Linked DNA regions of Homo sapiens: region 1 is linked to region 2. A link is an interaction called in ENCODE POLR2A ChIA-PET data of the cell type or tissue named here. Cell type or tissue: PC-3. All regions are shown on one strand. Each heading gives the region's core, and the rest is flanking DNA. Links, peaks and the distances in the headings are about the cores only. Region 1 overlaps PC (pyruvate carboxylase). Region 2 holds the start of SYT12 (synaptotagmin 12).

Evidence for each region. Peaks named below come from ENCODE experiments on the same cell type or tissue, not always from the same donor. Only the 100,000 strongest peaks of a DNase experiment are listed, where the experiment ranks them.
Region 1: POLR2A ChIA-PET joins it to region 2 with 11 read pairs; 7 of 35 experiments call an interaction of 5 or more read pairs at or near these places.

What each region holds. Positions count from the first base shown.
Region 1 is chr11:66,925,898-66,934,224 of GRCh38, forward strand. The region is part of intron 3 of PC (pyruvate carboxylase); the gene reads right to left. Among named protein-coding and RNA genes, the nearest start is that of MIR3163, 4.4 kb to the right of the region's middle. In PC-3, for the core only: no CTCF peak of the experiment used is centred there; no DNase peak of the experiment used is centred there.
Region 2 is chr11:67,019,835-67,028,161 of GRCh38, forward strand. It overlaps SYT12 (synaptotagmin 12), which reads left to right and starts at 3,300. Exons shown (of 8, transcript NM_177963.4): 1 at 3,300-3,626. RefSeq lists enhancers at 1,590-2,789, 3,731-4,231, 3,960-4,059, 4,232-4,732, 7,943-8,012. In PC-3, for the core only: CTCF peaks have their summits at 2,051 (motif pointing left), 2,261 and 3,024; DNase peaks (open chromatin) are centred at 2,697 and 4,877; H3K4me3 peaks cover 1,825 bases.

The sequences.
Region 1 (8,327 bases), core at 288-8,287, 94 kb before region 2:
GACTTCCCGCAACAGGGAGGGGAGTTAAAAAAAAAAAAAAAAGAAGGCAATGGCATCATACATCGTAGGCTACTGTCTAGCAGAAGGTATCTAAGAAGTTTTTTAGAAGAAAATGAGTCAAACTCAAGATGCAGAGAAGATAATGAAATGATATGGCAAAAAGATAAGAAGCATGTTTCTTTGCAGATGTGGAATTGCTTGGAGGACTGTGATAAAGGCCACTGTCCAGGCAAGGCCATTATCTGAATCTCTTATAATTAGCAGATATTACCCTTGTGATCAGAAAAGGCAAGCAAACTATTTCTATCTGAAATATACCACTTACAAATATAAAATGTACAGCTCTTACTGAAAGGCTAACAGTTTAAGGAATATTTTCTTTTGAAATAATCTGGAACAGAAAGTAATTATCTACACTAATGAAACAGGAATAGCAAGCAAAGATAATTCAATAAATATTTATAGAGTACTTCTTAAGTGCTTGGCATCACATAGGAAGCAGAATTTTTTAAAAAGCTTATCAGACTTTGAAAGTAAGGCTTACCATTATCAATGATCACAAAATCCTGGAAATAAGCCAAGTATTCAACAGTAGGCAAACAGTTAAACAAATCATGGCAAGTCAACACAACCGGGGTCTAGGGACATGACCAACTAGAATTGTTTAATATATAGGCCTAATGATGCACATATTCTGGTTACCAGTACTATACAGTTCAGTGGTTTTTAGCATATTTATAATGTTGGTAACCAACTATCCAATTCCAGAACCTTTTCATCACTCCAAAAAGAAACCTGGTACCACTAGCTGTCATTCCCCATTCCCACCCACCCCCAGCCCCTGGCAACCAGTAATCTGCTTTCCATCTCTATGGCCTATTCTGGATATTTCCTAGAAATGTCATATAGTATGTGACCTTTTGTGTCTGGCTTCTTTTGCTTAGCACAATGTTTTCATGGTTCATCCATGTCGTAGCATGTGTCAGAACTTCACTCCTTTTTATGGCTGAACAACATTCCACTGGATGGGTAGGCCACATTTTGTTTAGCCATTCATTGGTTGATGAACATCTGGGTTGTTTCCACCTTTTGGCTCTTTTTTTGTGTTTTGAGACGGAGTTTTGCTCTCGTCGCCCAGGCTGGAGTGCAATGGCATGATCTCGGCTCACTGCAACCTCTGCCTCGCAGGTTCAAGCGATTCTCCCACCCTCAGTCTCCTGAGTAGCTGGGATTACAGGCATGCACCATCATGCCCAGCTAATTTTTTTTTGTATTTGAATAACGCTGCTGTGAACGCTCACACATATATTACATTTTAAATATGTAATTTTTAACTATCCAGGCTGGCCTCCCCTAGTCATGCTTTAATTAGTCAAGGACTTGAACTCAGCAGTATGACTCTAGAGCTCGACTCCCAGCCACACCAGTGTACTCCCGTACTCCTCTGGTTTTCATTCTCTGATAGGAAACACACACAGCAGCCCAGGAATGCGCTGGATGGCAGTAGAAATTTAAAAGTCACTGTTAAAAATCAGCCAGGCAAGCTGGGCGCAGTGGCTCATGCCTGTAATCCCAGCACTTTGGGAGGCTGAGGTGGGTGGATTGCCTGAGGTCAGGAGTTCAAGACCAGCCTGGCCAACACAGTGAAACCCCATCTCTACTAAAAATACAAAAAATTAGCTGGGCCTGGTGGCAGGTGCCTGTAGTCTCAGCTACTAGGGAGGCTGAGGTAGGAGAATCGCTTGAACCCGGGAGGCAGTGGTTGCAGTGAGCTGAGATCGTGCCACGGCACTCCAGCCTGGGCAACAAGAGCGAAAGTCCGTCTCAAAAAAAAAAAAAAAAGATAGAATCTGGGATGCCAACTTTGGGTTCTGCTTTCCCCACTAGAAAGGGCTGGATGGTGTCAAGCCTACTCAAGGGGAGAGGGTAGTAAGGAAGCCTGGAGACTAGATCATGGGAAACAAGAAAGGTTTGTCGAATTGGGACTAAGAGAAAGAAGAAAATAATGTAAAGGAGAAATTTACATGAAGAGACAGAGAGGGAACTAAGTTCTAAGATGAACAATACAAGCAAACATAACACTATACATCTGCTTGTTGGTTTCGGCCACAGACATGAAGCCACAAAGGGACGTGTGGATTTCAGATGCCTATGTTGTGCCACTGCTTGGCTCCAGGGTCTACCACCTTCAGAAGCCCACCTGTGGCAGGCCGGGTATGGTGTCTCACACCTGTAATCCAGCACTTTGGGAGCCTAAGGCGGGCGGATCACAAGGTCAGGAGATCGAGACCATCCTGGCTAACACGGTGAAACCCCATCTCTCCTAAAAATACAAAAAAATTAGCCAGGCGCGGTGGTGGACACCTGTAGTCCCAGCTACCTGGGAGGCTGAGGCAGAAGAATTGCTTGAGCCCAGGAGGCAGGATCGCAGTGAGCTGAGATTGTGCCACTGCACTCCAGCCTGGGCGACAGAGTGAGACTCCATCTCAAAAAAAAAAAAAAAAACAAGAATCAGGCCAGCCTGAAATTAGCACCTACCAAGATGAACTTGGCAGCAGCAGAATGACCATGGGGTGTTCAGTCTACCTAGTAGTGCAAAAAAAAAAATAATGTGAGCATTAATTATTATTATTATTATTATTTTTGAGACAGAGTCTCGCTCTTGTTGCCCAGGCTAAAGTGCAATGGAGCGATCTCAGCTCACTGCAACCTCCGCCTCCCAGGTTCAAGCGATTCTCTGGTCTCAGCCTCCTGAGTTGCTGGGATTACAAGCATGTGTAACCTTGCCTGGCTAATTTTGTATTTTTAGTATAGACGGGGTTTCTCCATGTTGGTCAGGCTGGTCTTGAACTCCCAACCTCAAGTGATCCACCTACCTCCGACTCCCAAAGTGCTGGGATTACAAGCATGAGCCACCGTGCCTGGCCATGAGCATTACTTATTATGGGCAATTTCAGAAATCAAAAGGCTAAAATAGCAAAATATTTGGGAAAGAAACACTACATGAAAGTGGGAATCTGCAACCAGGGACAAGGAGGGTCAGGGTCTAAAATAGGGTCATACCATTTTTTAAAAGGGCCTGTGTATGATTCCTGCTCTGTAAGCAACCCTATCTGTACTATTTATTGAATGCTAGAATGGACTTAGCCACCATCTAAGACTTACCTAGTACCGACAGGTCAACCAAGGATCTTTAAACCAGAAGAGGCTGACCCCAGAGATTCTATCTCCCATTATAAATCCATAAAGTAGCCTTCTGGGACAAATCAGTGTCATGTGAGTTTGAAATATGAGTCAGATTTCCAGGCCCAGGCATAGTACTAAAATTCTGGGGGAGTGGCCGAAACCACTTCTGTCTCATCGCTGTGGTGCTGGCAGCCTTACTTCTCAAATGTGAAATCCAGCAACCCCTGAGAATGGAAGCCATAACCCTAGGGATGCAAAGGCTCATCTTGAAAGTGCTACTTTATTTTTGTTTTGTTTTTTTGAGACAGAGTCTCGCTCTGTCCCCCAGGCTGGAGTGCAGTGGCCCAATCTCAGCTCACTGCAACTTCTCTCTCCCAGGTTCAAGCAATTCTCTTGCCTCAGCCTCCCAAGTAGCTGGGACCACAGGTGTATGCCACCATGCCCGGCTAATTTTTGTATTTTTAGTAGAGACAAGGTTTCACCATGTTGACCAGGGTGGTCTCGAACTCCTGAACTCAAGTGACCCACCCACCTCGGCCTCCCAAAGTGCTGGGATTACAGGTGTGAGCCACGGTGCCTGGCCTTCTTTTTATTTTTTACATATTTTTTTGAAACAGAGATGGAGGTCTCACTATGTTGCCCAGGCTGGTTTCAAACTCCTGGGCTCAAGTGATCTTTCCACCTTGTCCTCCCAAAGTGTTAGGAATACAGGCATGAGCCACCACGCCTGGCCAGATTAAATTTTGTCTTAAAAGCATAGGCAAGCTGGCAAGAAAATAAGGAACATTCAGGCTAAAACCCTAAGGAGGAGAAACAGGGAGGTAAGTTAACACTGAAGCTTTTATCTAGATGGCATTTGCAGAACTAGGCAAACCTGAGCTTCAGTTTTCAAAGCCTCAAAAGGTCACAGAAGCACGGCCCAGAGCCCAGCCACGGTGGGAAATCTAAAGAGATCTTACCCCCAGTGAAGTTGGGACTTCCAAAGGATACTCCCTTAACGTAACAGTGAACCACCAAGAAACTTGATGTACCCTTCCCTGTCCCCAAGAGCTACCTGCAAGAAAAATCAACTGTCTAAATCCTTGGCAGGTAGAAAAACAAAAGCAGGTAGAAAAACAAAAAACTCCCCCCAAGAAGCTGCAATCACAAAACAGCCCTCACACAGACTTGCAGTCCAAAGTTGTACTACCTGGGCGATCAGAAAATACTCAGTGCTCCTACTGATGGCAGGAGAAGGGCAAATTAGTTTTCAAAACCTCAAATCTTTGGTTTCGGATAACCTAGAAGAGTTAGACATGCCAGCAACTCCACTCCTAGTTTATACCCCACAGAAATTCTTGCTCATGTGTTCCAGGAGCCATATGTAAGAATGTTCCTGCTGGACGTGGTGGCTCATGCCTGTAATCCCAGCACTTTGGGAGCCTGAGGCAGGCGGATCACCTGAGTTCAGGAGTTCAAGACCAGCCTGGCCAACATGGCGAAACCCTGTCTCTATTAAAGATACAAAAATTGGTTGGGCATGGTGGCACACCCCTGTAATCCCAGCTACTTGGGAGGTTGAGACAGGAGAATCATTTGAACTCGGGAGTCAGAGGTTGTAGTGAGCCAAGATCACACCACTGCACTTCAGCCTGGGCGACAGAGCAAGACTCTGTCTTAAAAAAAAAAAAAAAAAAAAAAAAGTTCCCAGCAGGGTTATTCCTGAGAGAGGAAAAAAAACAAAAGGCAGACCAAGGCCTTCTTGGCAACAGGGCAACAGAAAGGATCAACACACTGTGGATATTCATTCAATGGAAAGCTCTACGGCAGTGAACATGAACAGAGCCATGTGCATCCACATGGACGAATCACAAATGTAATGCTGAGCAAGTCACAGAAATCTACTGTAGGATTCCATGTCCAGGTGTTCAAAACCAGGCAAAATTCAACAATAAGTTATTCAGAGGTTGGCTATCGGTGGGAAAACTAACAAGAACAAGAGAATAAATATCACAAAATTCAGAATAGCTGGGGTGCCAGGTGTGGTGGCTTACATCTGTCATCCCAGCACTTTGGGAGGCTGAGGTGGGCGGATCACCTGAGGTCAGGGGTTCAAGACCAGCCTGGCCAACATGGTGAAACTTCGTCTCTACTAAAAATACAAAAATTAGCCGGGCATGGTGGCACACACCTGTAGTCCCAGCTACTCAGGAGGCTGAGGCAGGAGAATCACTTGAACCCAGGAGGCAGGGGTTGCAGTGGGCCGAGATGGCACCACTGCACTCCACCCTGGACAGCAGAGTGGCAAGATTCCATCTCAAGAAAAAAAAAAAAAAAAAAAAAAGGAATAGCTGAGGGAAGGGACTTCAACCGGGGAGGGAACATAGGGGGCTTATATGGTCCTAACCTTAACCTAGGGATGGGAACATAGATGTTCATTTTACTATTTTGTTTTAACATACTCATATGTTTTAAACATGTCTTCTGTTAAGTGTGGGATTTTGCAATAAACAAATGGCAAAATGAAGAAAAAAAAACATGCAATGGCACACAGAGTACTGCAGACTTTTTATTTGTGCTGACATCGGACGATTTCCAAGATACACTGATAAATGAAAAGGGCATGGAGCAGAAAGGGCACAGGAGAAACAAACAATAGATATATGTTTCTGTAGCCGGGCGCAGTGGCTCACGCCTGTAATCCCAGCACTTTGGGAGGCCAAGGCAGGTGGATCACAAGATCAGGAGATAGAGACCATCCTGGCTAACACGGTGAAACCCCATCTCTACTAAAAATACAAAAAACATTAGCCGGGCATAGTGGCAGTTGCCTGTAGTCCCAGCTACTCAGGAGGCTGAGGCAGGAGAATGGCGTGAACCCGGGAGGCGGAGCTTGCAGTGAGACAAGATCACGCCACTGCACTCCAGCCTGGGCGACAGAGCGAGACTCTGTCTCAAAAAAAAAAAAAAAAGAAAAAGAAAAAGAAAAAAGGAAATATGTTTCTATTTCAAAGGGCAGACCACCTCCAAGAGGACAGACAAGATAATTTAACCGGAAGTGGCCTCCTGGGAGGGGACTGGGTTACTGGGGAGAGAGGAAAAAGGAGACTCATACATTTCAATGTTTGTACAAGGTGCAAGTATTACATAGCTAAACTGAATACCTTTTTTTTTAAGTTAAACACTAACTCTTTGGATTACCGCTTGGTAACCTGCTAGAAGACTATTAGGTTCAACAGTAGCATCTCTGAGGAGTTACCTAGGTCATACCTGGGCTTCCTTGGCCCCATCAGTAACTGTTACATGAGACCTGTTTTCAGCATGGAAGGCACTCTACCATCTCAAATGATTTCAATGGGAGGGTAGAACTCCAGCCCATTCAAGCCCAGGGTTCCACAGAGACCCCTTGGTTGGACTCTGTCAATGACTAAACCCTTGGGCTTACGCTGCTGGGCTAGCTGATGTGGGACAAAAATCTCGCAGATGCAGTGGCCGAAATGTCCTTTCGGGGCCATAAATCTGCTAGGAATGGCTGCATTTGCCCTTTAGCCCAGAAGTATCCTTAATCTGGCCCTGGGGGGAAAGCCTCTTTAAACTGTGTGTTCTCTCCAGCTGGAGAAGCTAGCCATCGGGGAAAGAAAACTGATTCAGAACTGCAAAAGCAATAAAGAAAGAAGCCAGATACAGGACCAGACACAGATCTTTTCTTGGAAGGTAAATCATACCATCCCTTATCTTGTGAATTTAGTCTCAATTATGTCCCCTGTTGGCAGCAAATGCCCTGTCTTTTCTGCACACCAAAACCCATTCCAAAGTCCCAGCACCAGGAACTATGAATATCAAGAAGTAGTTGGGAGAAAAACAGAAACAAGTGTTCTTAATTCATATTTTGTGTCTGCTAGGAGAATCCTTCGTCTAAAATACCTCTTCCACCATGCACCTAAAAAATCCAACGGAAAACCTCAACCTCTTAACTCTAACACCTACAAATACTTTGTTTTGATCAGTGTAAATCTGTTTGCTAGGAGGCAGTTTCAGCTTCCACCTATCCCGCCCTGGAAGCAAGGCGAAAGCTCCAAGTACCCTGAAGGTGTCTCTCTCCTGACAGCTCTTCCAGAGGCCTCAGCCCTTCAGCCCAGGCTCACCAAGCAGTAGGCAGCCTACCACAGATGAGATGCAACTGTCTCACCCAGAAACCGTCAGATGAGGAGAAATGGGAGGCACTAAGAGGCAAGAACTGGGGAAAATCAGCTCAAGAATCTTCAGGCCCTACCAGCCCTTTCTCCTCTCTGGGTAACATTTTCTCCGGGTAAGTCTCAACGCTTATTGCTCTGGTCTCAAGCTATCTCAATTTTCTCAGGAAATGCTGAGTTGGGCTTAAAAGCCCACCATCCCGAAAGATGGTGCCCTGTCCCAATTCCCTATTTCTTTTCTATTTGTCTCTCCACTTTTCCCCGACCTCAGGTCTTGGAGTCAGCTCCCTTTAGCTAAATAAATGGGGTGGCTTTTTCCATCCTGCATTTCAAGATGAAGATTGAGCTGCAATTTAGAGCTCTCCAATCCCTCCCTCCACTTGGCCCCATGACAACTTTTCTTCTGTGACACTTTATATTTGCCACCTCCTTCCCATTGCAACCACTTCCCTAACCTCCACTTGCATCATTCCGGAATGTCTGAGTTACATTCCCTGCTGAGCTAGTCCCCACCCAACCTCTGCCTCTCCCCATTCCCAGGCAGCCACCCACTCCGCCCAGAGGTTTTCCAAAAATCCCATTCACCTCTGGGTAGTCCTGGCTCAAGCATCTCAGGGGCTTCTTATTGTCTCAAATCCCAACACGCAGCTGGGGTTCACAGAATGAACTTCCAGCCCTAATGCTCACTACGCCCCACCAGCACACTCCAACATTGCTTCCCAAGTGCTAGGCCCTGAGGATTCCACAGTGATCAATGCAGGCACAACCTCCACCCTTGCCGGCTTCCCACTGCCTTCCTCCACGCCAGCGAGGCTGGGGCATCACCCTCTGTCTCATCACCTGGCCTCACTCCCATTGCCACTGTCCGGGGGCACCCGCCTCCTACGAACTCAAATATCACACATGCGAGGACCAGCTCCTCCACCCACCTGAGAGAGTCCCCTCATCTTGCAGGGCCTCGGATTCACA
Region 2 (8,327 bases), core at 241-8,240:
TGCAGTAAGCCGTCTTTGTGCCACTGCACTCCAGCCTGGGTGAAAGAGTGAGACCCTGTCTCAAAAAAAAAAAAAAAAAGTGGCGAGCCGCTTGCTGGAGCACTAGTCTTGGGGCCCAGCTGTGTGGCCTTGGGCGCCTTTTCTTTCTAGTCTCTTCACCTTTAAGTGTCACTGACTCCACGCACAGCATCTCTGTGATGCTCAGATGGAGCATCCTTCAGGCCAACCTCAGGGTGGGGCCTCCCCTGAGGTGCACTGCTCTTCAGGAACTGGTCCCAAAGGTCCCAGAGGTCAAGGAAGAATGAGTAGGGGCTTTGCTCGGAGGAGGTGACTTCTGTAGGATGTGATGCACAGAAGACGGAGGAAGCTGTTGGTGAGAGCAGGGAAAACACTCCAAGCAAAGGGACCAGCAAGGGAGAGTCCCTGAGGCGGAGAATGGCTTGTCAGGCGTCAGGAAGGCCAGAAGGCCCAGGAGGCAGGAGCTCAGCAGGTGACAGGGATGGTGGCATGAAAGTTCAGAGAGGCCAGCAGGGTCTGTAGGCCCCAGAAAGGAGTTTGGCTTCCATTTCCAGTGCAGCATGCAGCCACATGAGATGTGTTTGTTTTTGTAAATTGTACAGAAGCATATCACACATGCACAAAAGTGTACAAATCATCAGTGTACAATGCCATGAATTTTCACAAAGTGAACACACCCAGGAGATGGGCACTGAGATCAAAACCAGAATGTGACCAGCACCCCAGCATCCTCCCGTAGGCCCCTCTAGTCACCACCCCCATGGGGACCAGAGTCCCATGCACAGAGTAGTTTTGCTTGTCTTTGAACCTCCTATAAATGCATCCATCAGCAGCGTTCTCTGTGTCCAGCTTCTGTTGCTCAGCAGTACGTTTGTGAGATTCACCCACCATTTTTTTTTAGACGGAGTCTCTGTCGCCCAGGCTGGAGTGCAGTGGCGTGATCTCAGCTCACTGCAACCTCCACCTCCTGGGTTCAAGCGATTCTCCTGCCTCAGCCTCCCGAGTAGCTGGGATTATAGGTGCATACCACCACGCCCAGCTAATTTTGTATTTTTTAGTAGAGACGGCATTTCACCTTGTTACCCAGGCTGGTCTCGAACTCCTGAGCTCAGGCAATCTACCTGCCTCGGCCTCCCAAAGTGCTAGGATTACAGGCGTGAGCCTGAAAGGTGGATTCACTCGCCTTTCATTAGTGGTTGTAGTTTTGCTTCTCTTCTTAGTGGCACAGTCTTCCATTGTGTCACTACACCACAATGCATCTGTGCATTTGATTCATAATGGGCATTTGTGGTCTCCTGTTTGGGGCTACTGTCAACATTCTATCCTTGTCTTTTGGTGCACCCGTGTACGCTTTTCTGATCATTGAAGGGTGTTCAACATGAAATTGACAAGATCTCTCATTTCAAGCTCACTCCCGCCCCTGCATCAGCTCCCCAGTGTGACACCAGAACTGGACCAGCCTCAACTTTGCTTTTTTTTTTTGTTTGTTTGAGATGGAGTCTTGCTCTGCTGCCCAGGCCAATCTCGGCTCACTGCAGCCTATGCTCCCAGGTTCAAGCAATTCTTTTCCCTCAGCCTCCTGAGTAGCTGGGACTACAGGCATTTTTAGTGGAGACGGGGTTTCACCATGTTGGCCAGGCTGGTCTCGAACTCCTGGCCTCAAGTGATCCGCCCTACCTCAGCCTCCTAAAGTGCTGGGATTACAGGCTTGAGCCACTGTGCCTGGCCTCAACTTTGTCTTTTGTTGCTTGGGTAGAATACCCTATTAGAGTCTGGCCCCTTTTATGCCCTGATGATGTGTCTGACTCCCAACTCCCTTCCAAACCAGAAACTCGGCCATTCATTCCCCAGGCCTGGGTGTCCTGCGAAGAAAATGGACTCAAATGGACTCAATCGTACCAAAGCTGCAGCTGGCTGTGAAGGTTGAGTTAAATGGGAAATGGCAGTGAAAGCTCAGGGCCCATTACCCAGGCCCCCCGCCCCATGATAATGCCCTTTCTCTTTGTTCTGTTCCAGGTCCAGGAAATGAAATGAAGACAAAAGCGCCCCCTGTGGGTGAAGGTAAGATGCAGCTCTCTTTCTTTTTTTCTTTTTCTTTTCTTTTTTTTTTTTTGAGACGGAGTCGCCGCGATCTCACTGCAAGCTCCGCCTCCTGGGTTCACGCCATTCTCTTGCCTCAGCCTCCCGAGTAGCTGGGACTACAGGCGCCCGCCACCACACCTGGCTAATTTTTTTGTATTTTTAGTAGAGACGGGGTTTCACCGTGTTAGCCAGATGCAACTCTCTTTCTAGGGCTCCCCAGCATCCTGTCTTCTAGACCAAGGATGCCCACACTGCACCAAGCCAGCACAGACCCAGCCTCCACTGAGAGGTCAGTGCCCACAGGCTGCCCTCAGCTCTAAAGGCCCAGAGTGTAGATGAGCCAGGAAGCACTGCCACCCTTGCACACTTGCTCCCCATCTGGGATCCTCGCCCCTCTTCCTCCCCCACCCCAGACCGTTGGAGAGGTCTCCCCAGGTGTCCACCCAGCCTGCTCCCCTGGTTACTGTGCCCACAACATGTGGCACCTTCCCCCGCACCCAGCCCCTCCCAGTGCAAGCCGTGCCTCACTGCCAGACTGCGCGGGCAGGGAGGGACCTGTCCCCTGTTCCCGGAAGATGGAAGATCGCCCACACCTGGCACTGTGCCCAGCCCCTGCGGGGGCGTCATAAATATCTCCTGAATGATTCATTCATTCCTTTGGGAGAGAAAGCACGACCCCTTAGTGGTTAAAGGTATGGAGTTTGAAGTCACACAGACCTGGGTTCAATTCTGGCTCTGACCTTTGGCTCTGTGACCTTGGTCACCTCTCTGAGCCTGTTTCTTCATGTAAAAAATGGAGTCACCACGACCAGATTAGGCCACGGTGAGGACTGAGATGATGTTGTAAGGCACCAGCACAGAGCTGACCTACAGCTCAATCGTGGTGGGAGGGAGTAATTATCCATTCAGAAAAGGGGAAACTTTCCGCTGCGCCTCCTGTCGCTGTTTTCCTTGGCTCCCGGAGGTGCGCAGTATCGGGTCCGTTTTTAAGGTAAAGAAACTGAGGCCTAGAAAGAGAACAGGATAACCCAGGGCGCGGAGGCTGGGGCTAGAACCCAGGCCGGCTGGCTCTGAGTCCAGTGCTTGGCCTGCCTCTCAGAGGCCTGTGGGCACGTCCCCACCCACCCCTGTCCCCAGGCGTGGGAGCGAGGGGTTGGGCTTGGCCTCAGGGCGTCCCTGGATCCCGGACGCGCTTGGGGATCTCCGGCTCGGACCCCAGGAGCAGAGACAGCGCTCGAGCTTGTCACTTTAAATTCAAGAGGGAGCGGGCGGGCAAGCGGGCGAGCGCGAGGGAGCGCGCGGCGGGCTCCTGGGAGCGTGCCCGGACTGCGGCGCAGCTCCGGTCCGCCGCCCCGGCCCGGCCGAGCCCCCGGCCCGCGCCGCGCTCCTCGGAGGCGGGAGCCCGGCGACACTGCAGGGGTGGCGTTGCCGCCGGCGGCCGGGCTAGGCGCAGGTGCGTGCGCGCTGCGGGAGGCGGGCCGGCAGCTGGAGCCCAGCCGGAGCGGCGGCCCCTCCGCGGAGCCCGGGTGAGTACGCACCCCGCCGACCCCCGTGCGCGGCCGGGATCGCACCCTGATCGCGGACGCACGCAGCCCCCTCCTCGGGCCCTGGGCCCGGGACCCCAGAGCCCCGCGCACTCCGCGCTCCTGCACCTCCGCGCCGCGCTTGCACACGAACGAATGCCGGGCACCGCGCACGCTGGGCGCCCTTACCCGGCCCGGCCACTCCGCGCAGTGCGCATCGCATCGCACGCCCCGCATGTGCACACACGCGGCTCACCCGGCCATTTACACGCCTCCCCGCGCCCACGCTGCACACACGCCCCTCACTTTCGCATTCAGCGCCCTGACTGTCCTCACTGTCCCTGCTCTGGCTTCGCACCCCCTCCCGACACTCCGGTCCCCATACACCCTGGAGGTTCCCGAGGCAGGAGCGCTGGGTCTGCAGGAACCGTCCCAATCTGGAGGGGAACGTTGCACCCCAGCCCGAGGAGGCCCTGGCCGTGTGAAGAGCCAGATATGACCCTCAGCCGCCGGTGGCACCAGCCTGAGTGGGGGGCTTTCCAGAGCTTAGGAGAGGGGTATGGCGGGGCAGGGGAGGAAGCTTGCCCAGACTCAGGGCCTCAAGGCTGTAGATTTGGGCTGAAGTTGGGGGAGGGAGGTGGGGGGCCGGGAGCCTGGCCTGTGGGTGGAAGGCCCTGAGCTGGCCATCCTGGGAGCTCTCTTCCAGGGGCTGCAGAGAGACTGTGTGCACCCTCCTCCATTCCCAAAAGCCTGGGAAAGCTGCACCATGGAATGTCAGCTCCTTCTCCCCGTCAGGGGATGACAGTTTTAGAGAGCAGCAGCAATAGTGCTTCCTATTAGAAATGGGGAAATTGAGGCTCAGAGAGGGCAGGAGACCCACCGAAGTTACCACAGCCAGTGTGAAGAAGGGTTAGGACAAGTCCCCAAGCCCCCAGCCTCCCTACTCTGAAGTCTGAAAGCTTTCCTAAGCAGCTCTGCAGAGTGGGGGCTCCCAGCCTGGGTTTCAAACCCGGACTCTGCCACTTGTCAGCTCTGGTGACTGACTGACAAATAAAACACATCTGTAGGCTGGCAGCGCTGCCCACACTGCACCTCAGTTTCCTCTCCAGTACAAGGAGCAGGGTAGCAGCCCCCTCAGAGGGCTGCGGTGCTGAGATAACACAGGGCAAGTCACACAGTAGGTGCCCAATAAATGCCAGCCAGCACCTCCCAGCCAGTCTGTCCTGCGGTTTCTGTGGGCTGTTTGGGGGATGGCAGCAGGATGTGGTTATCTCAGAAAGCGGAGGAGGGGTACTTGAAAAGGTTTCAACCTAAAGATCCTGAAGAGGCTCACAGGTTGAAGGATGAGGCTCTCCTGGGCCCAACTCCCGACCCTTCCCATTGCCTTGCTAGCCAGAGAATGATGTGAGGACACTGGGCAAGGAGGTGGGGTGGAGCAGAAGGCAGGGACAGAGGGCCCCTCTCCCCCGCCGAGGCACAACATTCATGGAAAGCCAATTCTCTGACAAGCCCAGGAGGGGCCTCTGCCATGGTCTGATTCCAGCAAAGCTGGGGGAAGTGGGGGGCTCTTCCAACTCCCCACCCCAAAAGGCCTGCCTGTTCAGGAGTCAGCATGGTGACCAAGAGCCCAGGCCCAGATCCATTGCACCCTGGCACCAATCCCAGTGTTGCTACTTGTATGCTAGGTGACCTGGGGCCCCAGCTTCCTCATCTATAAAAGGGGGATCCATTAATCCACTGAATCATCATGTCCACATTGTGTACCTACTACAACCAGGCACAGTGCTAAGCACTTAGCACATGTTATGTCCACATGCATGTAGCAGTAAGGAGATATTGCTAGGTAGGTATGATCGAGCTGGAATTTGAACCTAGAGCTGTTTTCAATGAGTAAGCTCTGTGCAGTTTAGGGTCTGGGGATTTGGGACTGAACGAATTGGTCAGATGGGGAGGGGTGCTGCAGAGGTAGGGATGTGCAGTCTGGGAGCTCAGTGAGGGTCTGGAGCCACTCTGGTCCCCCATGTTATGCTCTTTGCTGTGTGTCTGGACACCGGGGATGCTCTGGTCACAGGCTGCCCTGGTCCCACTGTACCTCATTGCTATCCTCTTCTAGCCAAAGACACAGTCCTTCTGCCTGGCAGACCTCCAGGCTGCCAGCGGGAGCCCACTGAGGTGGTCCCAGGTGAGACAGAGTCAAGGGGTCTCGGGGATAGTGAGCAAAGCCCTTGAGAAGGGCACTGGCTGCACAGCAGCACTTGCGGCTTGGTCTGAGCTTCCTCCTCACTGGTTGGGTGACCTCGGGCCAATTCACTGCCCTTCTCTGAGCCTCCCTCTCCTCCTCCGTGGAGGAGGGGGTAGTAACAGGATTTGCCCCATGGGTCTTACGGGTGATGGGGAAGACGGCATGAGGGTTGTCACTGCTAATGGAAGAGGGGCTGGACTGGGCTACAGGAATGACTGCCAGGCCCAGCTCTACCACCGCTGGCTGTGTGGCTTTGGGCAAGTCACTTAACCTCTCTTAATCTCCCACAGCTTTGCTGGGCGTGGTGAGATCACACCACTTCATTCCAGCCTGGGTGAAAGAGCGAAACTCCGTCTCAAAAAAATAAATTAATTAAAAAAAAAAAGTAGCTCATTCAAAGCCCACTTTACCAGGCTTATGAGCAGGGATGCTTCCAGGGCTCAACAGGTTCTAGCAGTGAATGGAAGGATGGGAGCAGCCAGGGAAGGGGCAATGCCGACTTAGCTCCAACTCCTGTTGGAGTCGGGGGATGCAAACCCATTGTCCCCATATCTTCTAACTTTCTTTTTTTCTTTTCTTTCTTTTTTTTTGAGATGGAGTTTTGCTCTTGTTGCCCAGGCTGGAGTGCAGTGGTGCGATCTTGGCTCACTGCAACCTCCACCTCCTAGGTTCAAGCGATTCTTCTGCCTCAGCCTTCCCAAGTAGCTGGGATTACAGGCATGTGCCACCAAGCCCGGCTAATTTTGTATTTTTAGCAGAGATGGGGTTTCTCCGTGTGGGTCAGGCTGGTCTCAAACTCCCGAACTCAGGTGATCCGCCTGCCTCGGCCTCCCAAAGTGCTGGGATTACAGGCCTGAGCCACCGCGCCCGGCCAGATCTTCTAATTTTCAAAGGGAAGCTGGAAATCCTTTTTAAATCAATTTTTAATGGGAAACTCTCCCCGCACACACACACACTTTTTTTTTGAGGCACAGTCTCACTATGTTGTCCAGACTGGTTTTGAACTCCTGGGCTCAAGAGATCCTCCCACACCAGCCTCCCCAGTAGCTGGGACTACAGGCATGACCCACTGCACCCAGCTAAATTTTTCAATTTTAAAATGTTGGCAACTCACTTAAATGTAAGACAAATAAACACATCTGTAGGCTGGCAGTGCTGCCCACACTGCCCAGACTAGGGGTTAGGGGGTCTGTATGGGCCATCACCAGGCTGCTAACCACAGCAACCAATATGTGCCAAGCCTGACTACACGTACCTTCTCATTCCACCCTCCTGGCAGCCTCACATCTGCTTTACAGGTGGGGAACTGAGGCTCTAAGAGACTAAGAAAATTACCCAAGGCCACTGCAGCTAGCCAGGGGCAGGTATGGGAGTCAGAGCTGGGTGCAGCTGACTACAAACCCTGTGCTCAGGATGACACCCTCTAGGAGCCTCGACCTCTCTCCCAGTTCTCTTCTCCCTCCACTCAGGCAAATGAGCTCTGCCTTCACAGGGCACCAGGCTGGAACATATGTCTGGAGGCCAGGGGCGGTGGCTCACGCCTGTAATCCTAGCACTTTGGGAGGCCAAGATGGGAGGATCATTGAGGTCAGGAGTTCAAGACCATCCTGGCCAACATGATGAAACCCCGTCTCTACTGAAAATACAAAAACTAGCTGGGCATGGTGGCTCATGCCTGTAATCCCAGCTACTTGGGAGGCTGAGGCAGGAGAATCACTTGAACCCAGGAGGCAGAGGTTGCAGTGAGCTGAGATCGCGCCATTGCATTCAAGCCTGGGTGACACAGTGAGGCTCTGTCTCAAAAAAAAAAAAAAAAAAAAAAAAAAGAAGGAACTTCTGTCTGGGGTGTGCCTAGCAGTCATTCACACCCTCACTGAAATCTCAGCTCCCTGGGAAAGGATGTCGTGTTAAAGGGAGAGGAAAGAACAGACAGCGTGGGAGTCTGGGGTCTGAGCTGGGCCAGCCATGGAGGTGATGGGGCCCCCGACAGCCAGAGGCCAGATGCAGCTTGAGGCTTTGTCCCGTACCACGCCTGTTGTGCTGTGGGGTGTACTTTGCCATGCATACCTTGCTCGCGTGCTGCGGGCATTGGCTGTCCCAGCTTGGCCCCACTCTTGCAAAGTCAGCTTGTGCCAGGTAAGCAGGAAAAAGCCGATGGCTTATCTGATTCCCGGCAAGGCAGAAGCAGGCTGGGAGGTGCGTGTGTGTACATTAGCATGTGTTTCAGCGTATCCAGACCAGCTTCCGCCAGGAGCTAGGACCACCTTGGGCAGGTACATGGTGACCCATTTGACCTGCAGATTCTTAGGAAACTTTTTGGAAACCATATGCCCACTTGCAGTGAGACACAGTGGTTAGGAGCATGGAGCCAGTTGGCCTGGGTTGAACAGTTTATTAGCTGTGTGGCCTGGGGCAAATTACGCCCTGGGACTCTCACCCGCAAACCAGAGATAATAATAGTA